Regions from separate parts of the Homo sapiens genome. Here region 2 is linked to region 1. A link is an interaction called in ENCODE POLR2A ChIA-PET data of the cell type or tissue named here. Cell type or tissue: endothelial cell of umbilical vein. All regions are shown on one strand.

Evidence for each region. Peaks named below come from ENCODE experiments on the same cell type or tissue, not always from the same donor. Only the 100,000 strongest peaks of a DNase experiment are listed, where the experiment ranks them.
Region 2: POLR2A ChIA-PET joins it to region 1 with 6 read pairs; 1 of 35 experiments calls an interaction of 5 or more read pairs at or near these places.

What each region holds. Positions count from the first base shown.
Region 1 is chr14:71,633,787-71,638,786 of GRCh38, reverse strand. All of the region lies in intron 7 of SIPA1L1 (signal induced proliferation associated 1 like 1), which reads right to left. Among named protein-coding and RNA genes, the nearest start is that of SNORD56B, 240 kb to the right of the region's middle. In endothelial cell of umbilical vein, no CTCF peak of the experiment used is centred here; a DNase peak (open chromatin) is centred at 2,516.
Region 2 is chr14:71,204,854-71,209,853 of GRCh38, reverse strand. No RefSeq gene overlaps it. Among named protein-coding and RNA genes, the nearest start is that of SIPA1L1, 110 kb to the left of the region's middle. In endothelial cell of umbilical vein, no CTCF peak of the experiment used is centred here; a DNase peak (open chromatin) is centred at 2,833.

The DNA.
Region 1 (5,000 bases):
TTGCAGTTCCAGGTTGTTTATCTATAGATTCCTTAGGGTTTTGCAAACAGACCAGCATGTCATCTGAAATAGGGAGTTTTATTTTTCCACTGCTGCGTCTACATGCCTTTTCTTTTACTTGCCTTACTGCACTGACTAGAACTTCTTGTACTATGTTGAATAGCAGTGTTAACAGCACATATCCTTCCCTTTCTCCAGTCTCTTACCATTAAGAATAATGCAAGCTATAGAAGTTTTGTAGATGTTCTTCATCAAGCTGAGAAAGTTCCTCTGTATTACTAGTTTTTATCATAAATAAGTTCAAATTTTATCAAATGCTTTTTCTGCACCAATTGATATTACCACGTGATTTTTCTTCTTTAGTCTGTTAGTACGATGGGCTACATTAATTGATTTTTCAATACTGAATCAGCCTTGCATCTCTAGAATAAATCCAACTAGGTCATGGTCTACAAAATTTTTTTCTACTTTATTATATTTGCTAATTTTTTTTTCAAGGAATTTTACATGTATATTCATGAGGGATGTGGTCAGTAGTTTTCTTTTTTCCTACCTTTGTCTGGCTTTGGTATTAGGGCTTCATAAAGTTAAATTTAAAATGTTTCTTATCTTGTATTTTCTGGAAGCAATTGTGCAGAACTGGTGATAATTCTTTAAATGTTAGGTAGACTTCCCAGGAAAACCATCTGGCCCAGTAGATTTCATTTTTGGAGTTTTAAAATTATGAATTCAATTTTTTTCAATAATCATAGGGCTATTCAAATATTCTGTTTCAGTTAGCTGAGTTGTGACTGTTTTCTGAGGAGTTCTCCCATTTCATCTTGTCAAAATTGTATGTATTCAGCTGTATACAGTATTTCTTTAATACATTGTTGCTATTGGGGGCGTTGGTGGTAATATCTAATTTCATTCCTGATAGAGTAGTACCCCTGTATTCATGAGGGATATGTTCCAAGACCTTCAGTGGATGCCTGAAACCATGGATAGTACCGAACCCTATATAACTATATACCATGTTTTTCCCTCTACCTAAAAATCTATGATAAAGTTCTTATTTTTTTTTTTTTAAGAGTCTCACTCTGTCAACCAGGCTGGAGTACAGTGGCTTGACCATGGTTCACTGAAGCCTCCAACTTCTGGACTTAATTGATCCTCCTGATTCAGCCTCTTAACTACAGACATGAGCCACCAAGCCTGGATACTTTTTTTTTAAATTTTTTGTAGAGACAGTGTCTCACTATGTTGCCCAGGCTAATGCTGACCTTCTGGCCTCAAATGATCCTCCCACCTCAGCCTCCTGAGTTGCTGAGATTATAGGTGTGTCACTGCGCCCAACTCGATAAAGTTTAATTTATAAATCAGACATAGTAAGAAATTAACAACTAGTTATAAAATAGAACGATTATGACAATACAATGTAATAAAAGTTAAGTGAATGTACAATGTACTCTCTCTCTCTCAAAATATCTTATTGTATTGTACTCTCCTATTTTTAGAGCACAGTTGACTGCAGAAAGCGAAACCATGAATACTGAGGGACTACCGTGTTGACAAGATTTGTATTGTCTGTTTTTCTTTGTCAGTCTTGTTAGAGGATTTTCAATTTTATCATCTTTTCAAAGATCTAGCGTGTGTGTGTGTGTGTGCACGCGTGCACACACAGGATCTGGGTTTTATGAAAAAAAAAAAATTTTTTTTTAAACCCCAAAGATGTAGCTGTTTTTTTTTTTTTTTTAAAGATGGAGTCTCATTCTGTCACTCAGGCTGGAGTGCAGTGGCGCCATCTCAGCTCACTGCGACCCCTGCCTCCCGGGTTCAAATAATTCTCCTGCCTCAGCCTCTTGAGTAGCTGAGATTACAGGCATGCACCACCATGCCCGGCTAATTTTTGTATGTTTAGTAGAGTCGTGGTTTCACCATGTTGGCCAGGCTGGTCTCAAGTGATCCACTCACCTGATCGCAAGTGATCTGCCCACCTCGGCCTCCCAAAGTGTTGGGATTATAGGCGTGAGCCACCTCGCCTGGCCAGATCTAGCCTTTCATTTCATTAATTTCCTCAAATGTTTTTCTATTTTTAATTTCATTGATTTCTGATCTATACCATTTCCTTCTTTCTAGTTGCTTTGGATTTATTTTGCTCTTCTCTTTCTAGTCATATAAGGTTATGAGCTTAGATTACTGGTTTGAGATGTTTTGTCTTTTCTAACGCAGCATTTCATACTGTCAATTTCCCCCTCAGCCTGCTTTAATTGCATCCCACAAAGTTTCATATGTTGTCTTTTCCTTTCCATTCAGTTTACATACATTTTTTCATTTCCCTTGAAGTGTTTTCTTTGACCTACTGGTTACTTAGAAATCTGTTTTTTTAGTTTCCAAGTGCTTAGAGATTTTTCCATTATGTTTCTGTTATTTCTAGTTTGATTCCAGTTTGATTAGAAAATATACTTTTTGTTATTTCACTTCTTTTAAATTTGAGGATGTTTATTTCATGGGACAGGATGTCTATCTTGGCATACATTCCATGTGCAACTGAAAAGAACATGTATTCTGCTGTTGTGAGTAAAGTGCTTTATGTCAATTAGATCCTATTGGTTGATGTTGTGAAGTTCTATGTCTTTGCTGATTTTCTGTCTAGTTTTCCTTTCCATTGTTGAAGGAGAGATGTTAAAATCACCAACTATAATTGTGTATTTACCTATTTCTCCTTTTAGTTTCATCAGTTTTTTTCCTTCACATTTACAGCTCTGTTTGATGCACATATACCTAGGATTGCTGTCTTCTTGGTGGATTGACCTCTTCATCATTATGCAATGATCCTCTCTGTCTCTGTTAACTTTCTTTGCTCTGAAGTTTACTTTACCTGACATTACTAAGCCCTATAGCTTTCCTTTGATTCATGTTTGCATGGTCTTTTTCCATTCTTTCCTTTCAACTACTTATATTTCAAGTAACTCTATAGTTTATATAATTAGATAATGCTTTTTAAAATCCAGTCTACCAATCTCTGTCCTTTAATTGGTATATTTAGATCTTTTGCTTTTAATGAACTAATTTCTGCATTAGAGTTTAAGTCTGTCATTTTATCTTTCATTTATTTTATCTTTCTGAGAATTACTTGAGTGCTCTTTAGAATTCTTTTCTGATTTATCTATAGGGCTTTTGAATGTATCTCTTAGAACTTAAGTATTATTAGTGATTGCTCTATGTATTACTATATATATCTTTATCTATGTAGTTGATATCTACATGCACCGTTTTACCAATTGAAGCGAAGTGTAGAAACTTTACCTCTCTTTAGTCTCTTTACTCTCTGCCATTTATAAAACACTTACATTAAAAAATTCTTGTACATATGTTTGAAAAGCACATTTGACATTGTTATAGCATTTGCTTCAAATGGCAAAATAATTTAGAAAACTCATTAAGAAAAGTATTTACCCATATTTTTACTCTTTCCTTCTCTCTGAAGTTCCAAGATCCCTTTTTTTCTGTTTGTTTGTTTGTTTTGAGATGGAGTTTCGCTTTTGTTGCCCAGGCTGGAGTGCAATGGCGTGATCTCAGCTTACTGCAATGTCCACCTCCTGGGTTCAAGTGATTATCTTGCCTCAGCCTCCCGAGTACCTGGGATTATAGGCACCCACCATCACACCTGGCTAATTTTTTGTATTTTTAGTAGAGACGGGGTTTCACCATGTTAGGCAGGCTGGTCTCGAACTCCTGATGTCAGGTGACCCACCCGCCTCGGCCTCTCAAAGTGCTGGGATTACAGGTGTGAGCCACCGTGCCCTCCCAAGATCCATTCTTTTATCACTTCCTTTCTGTTTAGATAACTTAGCTATTTTTTTTTTTTTGAGACGGAGTCTCACTCTGTTGCCCAGGCTGGAGTGCAGTGGCACGATCTCTGCTCACTGCAAGCTCCGCCTCCCAGGTACCCACCATTCTCCTGCCTCAGCCTCCTGAGTAGCTGGGACTACAGGCTCCTGCCACCACGCCTGGCTAATTTTTTGTATTTTTAGTAGAGATGGGGTTTCACCATGTTAGCCAGGATGGTCTTGATCTCCTGACCTTGTGATCCACCCTCCTAAGCCTCCCAAAGTGCTGGGATTACAGACGTGAGCCACCGCGCCCGGCCAACTTAGCTACTTTTTAAGGGTAGGTTTCCTGGTAACAAGTTCTCTTAATTTTCCTTTATCTGAGAATGTCTCAATTTCATTCCTGAAGGATATTCTCCCTGAACACAGAATTCTGGGTTGACAGTTCTTTTCTTCCATCTCCTGAAAAATTATCATGCCACTTCCTTCTGGCCTCCATGATTTCTGATAAAAAAAAAAAATCTGTGATTCAAATTGTTCTTCCCTTATAGGTGGGTTTTTTTTTTTTTTTTGAAATGGAGTTTTGTTCTTGTCACCCAGGCTGGAGTGCAGTGGCGTGATCTTGGCTCACTACAACCTCCGTCTCCTGGGTTCAAGCAATTCTCCTGCCTCAGCCTCCCGAGTAGCTGGGATTACAGGTGCCCGCCACCATGCCCAGCTGATTTTTTGTATTTTTAGTAGACACAGGGTTTCGCCATGTTGGGCAGTCTGGTCTCAAACTCCCAACCTCAGGTGATCCACCTGCCTCTGCCTCCCAAAGTGCTGGGATTACAGGCATGAGCCACCGTGCCCAGCCGTTCTTCCCTTATAGGTAACATGTCATTTATCTTTTGCTTCTTTCAAGTTTTTTTTTTTTTTGTATTTAGTGTTCAAAAATTTTACTATGATGTCTCTTGCTGTGGACTTCTTTGGATTTATACTGTTTGGGATTTGCTCAGTTTCTGTCATGTGTGGGTTTACACCTTTGACCAAATTTGGGAAACTTCTTACCAAATATTTCTTTGAATACTTTTTCAAGGCCTGCCATCTTTCTCCTCTTCTTCCAAGACACAATTGTTAAATATTTTATTATAGCCCCACAAACCGTGAAGCTCTGTTCATTTGTTTCCCCCAGTCTACTCTTTGTTG
Region 2 (5,000 bases), 430 kb after region 1:
ACTAGTTATAGATATGTAGTATATGAAAGCTGTTGGAAAATGGTAAAGTGCTGTACAAATACAGTCATCATTCGATATCTGAGGGGGATTGATTCCAGGACCCCCTCACCCCAGGACACCAAAATCCAAGGATGCTTAAGTCCACAATATAAAATGGTGTAGTATTTGCATATAACCTACACACAGCCTCCCATATACTTTAAATCATCTCTAGGTTACTTTTAAAACCTAATAAAATGTAAGCGCTATACAAATGGTCATTACACTGTATTGATTTTTTAAATTGTATTATTTTTATTGTTGTTGTTGTTGTTGTTTAATGTTTTCAATCTGCAATTGGTTGAGTCCATGGATGCGGACCCAGCAGGTAGGGAAGGCTGACTATATAAAGCTTTGTTAGTTATTAGTGTAGGGAGAAGAAAAAATACCAAAACAAGAGGTAGGGCAGGATTCTTCTGCCTGCCTTGCTGCTCACCCCTTGATGGGCAGGCCCACTGCAAGCCTCTCTGGATCTTCATTTTTCACCTGTAAAACAAGGTTAATCTCCCTGATCCTACCCATGGTCAAAAATGATCCCCGGCTTTTTCACGCTCCCAAGGCACGTGGCCCAGGTTTTTACTTGACCTGTATTTCACTCTGTCTAGTGCGTGATTTTTCTCAATACTTCAGCTAATTGTTTACACAACTCCTGACTCAGCAGATTATAAGCTCCATGAAGGCAGGGACTGATGGGGAACATAGTCAATAATTTTTCATTTTCAGTCATTTACTTAAATATTTATTGAGGTCACTAGGCACTGTGTTAAACTCCAGAAATATAGCAGCGAGCAACTCAGACAAAATCTCAGCTCTCTCACTTTGCTTTCTGGTGGGGAAGATAGATAGTAATGATAAAACATAACATAAACAGGAAAAATAAAAGACAGCAGGGCTCCTGTGTTGCACACCTGCAGGGGGCACTGTTTGCACCAATGTAATATTAATGGCTGTCTCTAATGTGCAAAGGCAGCGGCTCTGGGGATGCTATATCCCCAGGGTCTGGCCTAATGCTTGATATGTGGTAAGCATTCTGTAAATATTTATTCAAGAATAAGTGAATGAATAAATGAGTGGTCTTAGTGTGGTAAAGTCTTTTAATATCCAACTATATCCATGTTTCTCTCTTTTGGCATACACCTGCTGGCTCCTTGGAGTTAGTAAAGCCATGGGACTGATTCTGCCCAGTGAGATGTAAGCAGAAGTGTTGGAATTTACTTCTGGATGAGCACCTGACCACCTCCAGCTGTTTCTTCCCCTGCTGCAATGACTAGGGCAGCTGCAAGATAGTGGATTCTCCATTGCCCTGAGCCCCTGAGTGATTTTGTGGAGCAGAGCAGACCCTCATTGGATATGAAGCATTTGCAAGATGAGCCTTTGTTATGTTAAGGCCCCAAGACTGTGGGGTTGTTTGTTACCATGGCATAGCCCAACCCATTCTGACTGATGGTCTCACTCTCCTGTAAGCTATCTGAGGGTGGGGCCGTGGGGCTCAGCATAGGAGCAATCTGTAAATGTTCAAAAAGAATTGATAGAAGAAAGAGTAATTCACATTGATTAATAAATATTATCAGTCTCTTTTCCCTCTGCTTGAATTCCTCAGCTCTTAGGAAACAGGATGGCTAGATTGTTCATTTCCAATGGGTGGGTTTCCTTTTATCCCTAAAGCCCTCTCTGTGGCAGGTGAGGCAATGCTGCCCTTTTCCACACATGAAAAAAACACCAGTTTCTTTCCATGCGACTCAAACAATCTGGAGGAAGGACATAGGAAAACCCCCAGAGTTGGAGCAAATGGGGTCTTTGCCTACTCAAGCCTCTTCAGTGTGGCTTGCATGAAACAGAGAGATATTTGCAGCTGTACTGTGAATCCAGACAAGTACGGACAAAAATTCTCCATTCCCCACAGGGTGGAGAATACACTGCTATAGATCTCTTTCCTTAGACCAGGGGTCCTCAGACCGTGGCGTGCATCTGAGTCCCCTGGAGGGCTGATTCAAACAGATTGTCAGTGCCCACCCCAGAATCTGTGATGTAATTTGTTTGGAGTGGGGACTGGGAATGTGCATTTCTAATAAACTCTCTGATGAAGCTGATGCTACAAATCCAGGGACTATATTTGGAGAAACCATTGCATACGACTGATGTTCTCTCTGGCTTTCAAAGTCAAGAGTAAATGCAACACCTGTGAGACTAGCGCTATAACCTGTTATTAGTCATTAACAACATGGGATCAACTAATTTTTTTCAGATTACCCAGATGATAAGGGGAGACAAGATGGAGGAAATAAAAGTTTCAGGAAGGGGTGGGCCTGGGAAAGAATACAGTTTTGAGGACTGCTGCCCAGAGGAGGGACTGACGATGTCTTAAAAGAAGGTCCTGGGGTTGAGAGCCAGAAGGAACCAGGGGCCAATATGGGTGCAGAGGTGGCCGTGGAAAGACAAATTTGAGGGCTTATCCTTGCATAGTGAAAAGAGGGCCTGGACTTGGAGTCCAAAATCCTGCAGGCCTTTCCCATGAGACCTTGTAGCTGCTGGCAGCAGCTGAGGTGAGCCACTTTGTTAAGTTGTTAAGCAGACTTAACAGCTCTTGTAGGGAGAGCGTGCCAGGGTTAACTCAGCCTCCAGCCTTAACCTCTTTTGCACGAGGAGGTAGGTAAGCCTTTCCCAGGACCCCATGCCCAGTGCACTGTCTGCATCGAGCCTGTGTTCCAGCATCTTCCTGCTGGCTTATTATCAGTGGTCCCCAGCAGAACAGAGTTGTGCTGTGCCAAGGGTTAGCGTAGGTGGCTGTGACTCACTCAGCCTCCTGGGGAAGCAGATGCTGCCACTGTAACCAGCGCTGCCAGGGAAACAGGCTAAATAAATCCCAGATCCTTGTAGAGGGCAGAGAACAAGCTGCCTGCAGCCAGTGAGCCAGCAGCTCTGGTTCTGTTCAGGTTCAGCCACTGCAACAGCCTGTGTCCAGCTCTCAGCTTCGGGACTAACTGGGGACTGGGATTGAGAACAGAAACAACAGAGCCTTGTGCAGAGGCTGGAGCATGTGACGAGAGGTGATGTATTAGTCCGTTTTCATGCTGCTGATAAGACGTCCTCGAGACTGGGTAATTTATAAAGAAAAAGAGGTTTAATGGACTCACAGTTCCACATGGCTGGGGAGGCCTCACAATCATGGCGGAAGGCAAGGGAAGAACAAAGGCAGGTCTTACATGGTGGCAGGCAAAGTGAGAACGAGAACCAAGTGAAAGGGGTTTCCCCTTATAAAACCATCAGATCTCGTGATACTTATTCACTACCAAGAGAACAGTATGGGGGAAACCATGCCCATGATTCATTTATCTCCCACTGGGTCCCTCCTACAAAATGTGGGAATTATGGGAGCTAACGATGAGATTTGGGTGGGGACACAGCCAAACCATATCAAGTGATCAGAAGGCTGTGTCTGATGATGGGTGCCCATGCACAGCTGCAGCACCCATGCTAAGCCTTAGTCACTAGGCTGATGAGTTCACACAGATCCCTCTCTGAAAATCTGTGATATTTGTGCTTACTGTTGGGTTGGGGAGAAGAGATGAGAAACTCAACTCTTTTTTTTTTAAGACAGGGTCTCACTCTGTCACCCAGGCTGGAGTGCATTGGTGCGATCTTGACTCACTGCAACCTCTGCTTCCTTGGTTCAAGCTATTCTCATGCCTCAGCTTCCTAAGTAGCTGGGACTATAGGCACGGGACACCACATCTGGCTAATTTTTGCATTTCTTGGTAGAGATGGGATTTCACCATGTTGGCCAGGCTGGTCTTGAACTCCTGATCTCAAGTGATTCACCCGCCTTGGCCTCCCAAAGTGCTGGGATTACAGACGTGAGCCACTGTGCCTGGCCAAGAAACTCACTCTTGATTCTCTTCTCCTTCCTATTTGGAAAGGAGCAGCTCCCTCACTAGACAATGTGAAGCTGCCCTCTATTCCAAATGGCCAGAAATCGACCCCCTGAGAAGTGTCTGCTTTGTCATAAACCAAGAAGAGGAAACTGAGGCCAGAAGATGCAATGACCTAGCCAAAGCCCCACAGAGGCTTTTAGAGGCAGCGTCAGGCTGGGCTCCTGGTATCCTGGACACAGAGCCTCATCATTTCCCACTGGACACTGCACCCCATGGAAACAATTGTATGGACCTTAGGGAATTTGCTTTACCATGAATATCTGCTCTTACAGGCAGTGGGTGGTGCCATTAGTAACATACACTGCTTTTTCCATGAGCAGCAGGGAGTCTCTAGCCAACTTTCTCCAACTTCATCAACTCCTAATCCAGGCTAATGAGTCCCTGGCTCTACCAGTGAGATAGTGGAAATCCCAAGAGTTTTTAGGTTTGCCTAACATCCTATCATTGCAAGGTCAGGAACAGAACCAGAGGTGGGCCTCCTGGGTTTTCAAACCAGCCCTCCTGAGGTAGTGAATGTCCAAACTCATCAGTCTCACCTGATGATTCTCAGGTAATTTCCCTAGAAGTCCCCACTCCCTATTCCCAGACAAGGCTCACAACATGGCCCAGTGGTATTAGCACATTTTTATGGCCCCAGGTTTCCCTGAGGTAGGAGGCAAGACTTGACTCTGGAGGCTCGGCTCAGACACTGGACCAGGTTGAGGACTAGCTAAAACAGGGAGGAGGCGAAAGCACCTCTCCATAAGACACATCCACCAGCATGCCATGTCAGTTTACCATTGCCATGGCTACACCAGGAAGTTACCAGCCCTTCCATGGTAATGACCTGACAACCCATAAGTTACCACTCTTTTTCTAGAAATTTCTGCATAATCTTCCCCTTAATTTGCATATTATTAAAAGTGGGTATACACATGACTGCAGAACTGCCTCTGAGCTGCCATTCTGGGTGCACTGCCCTGCCTAGGGGTAGCCCTGCTCTCCTGCTGCTGCACACTGCTGCTTCAATCAAAGTTGCTGTCTAACACC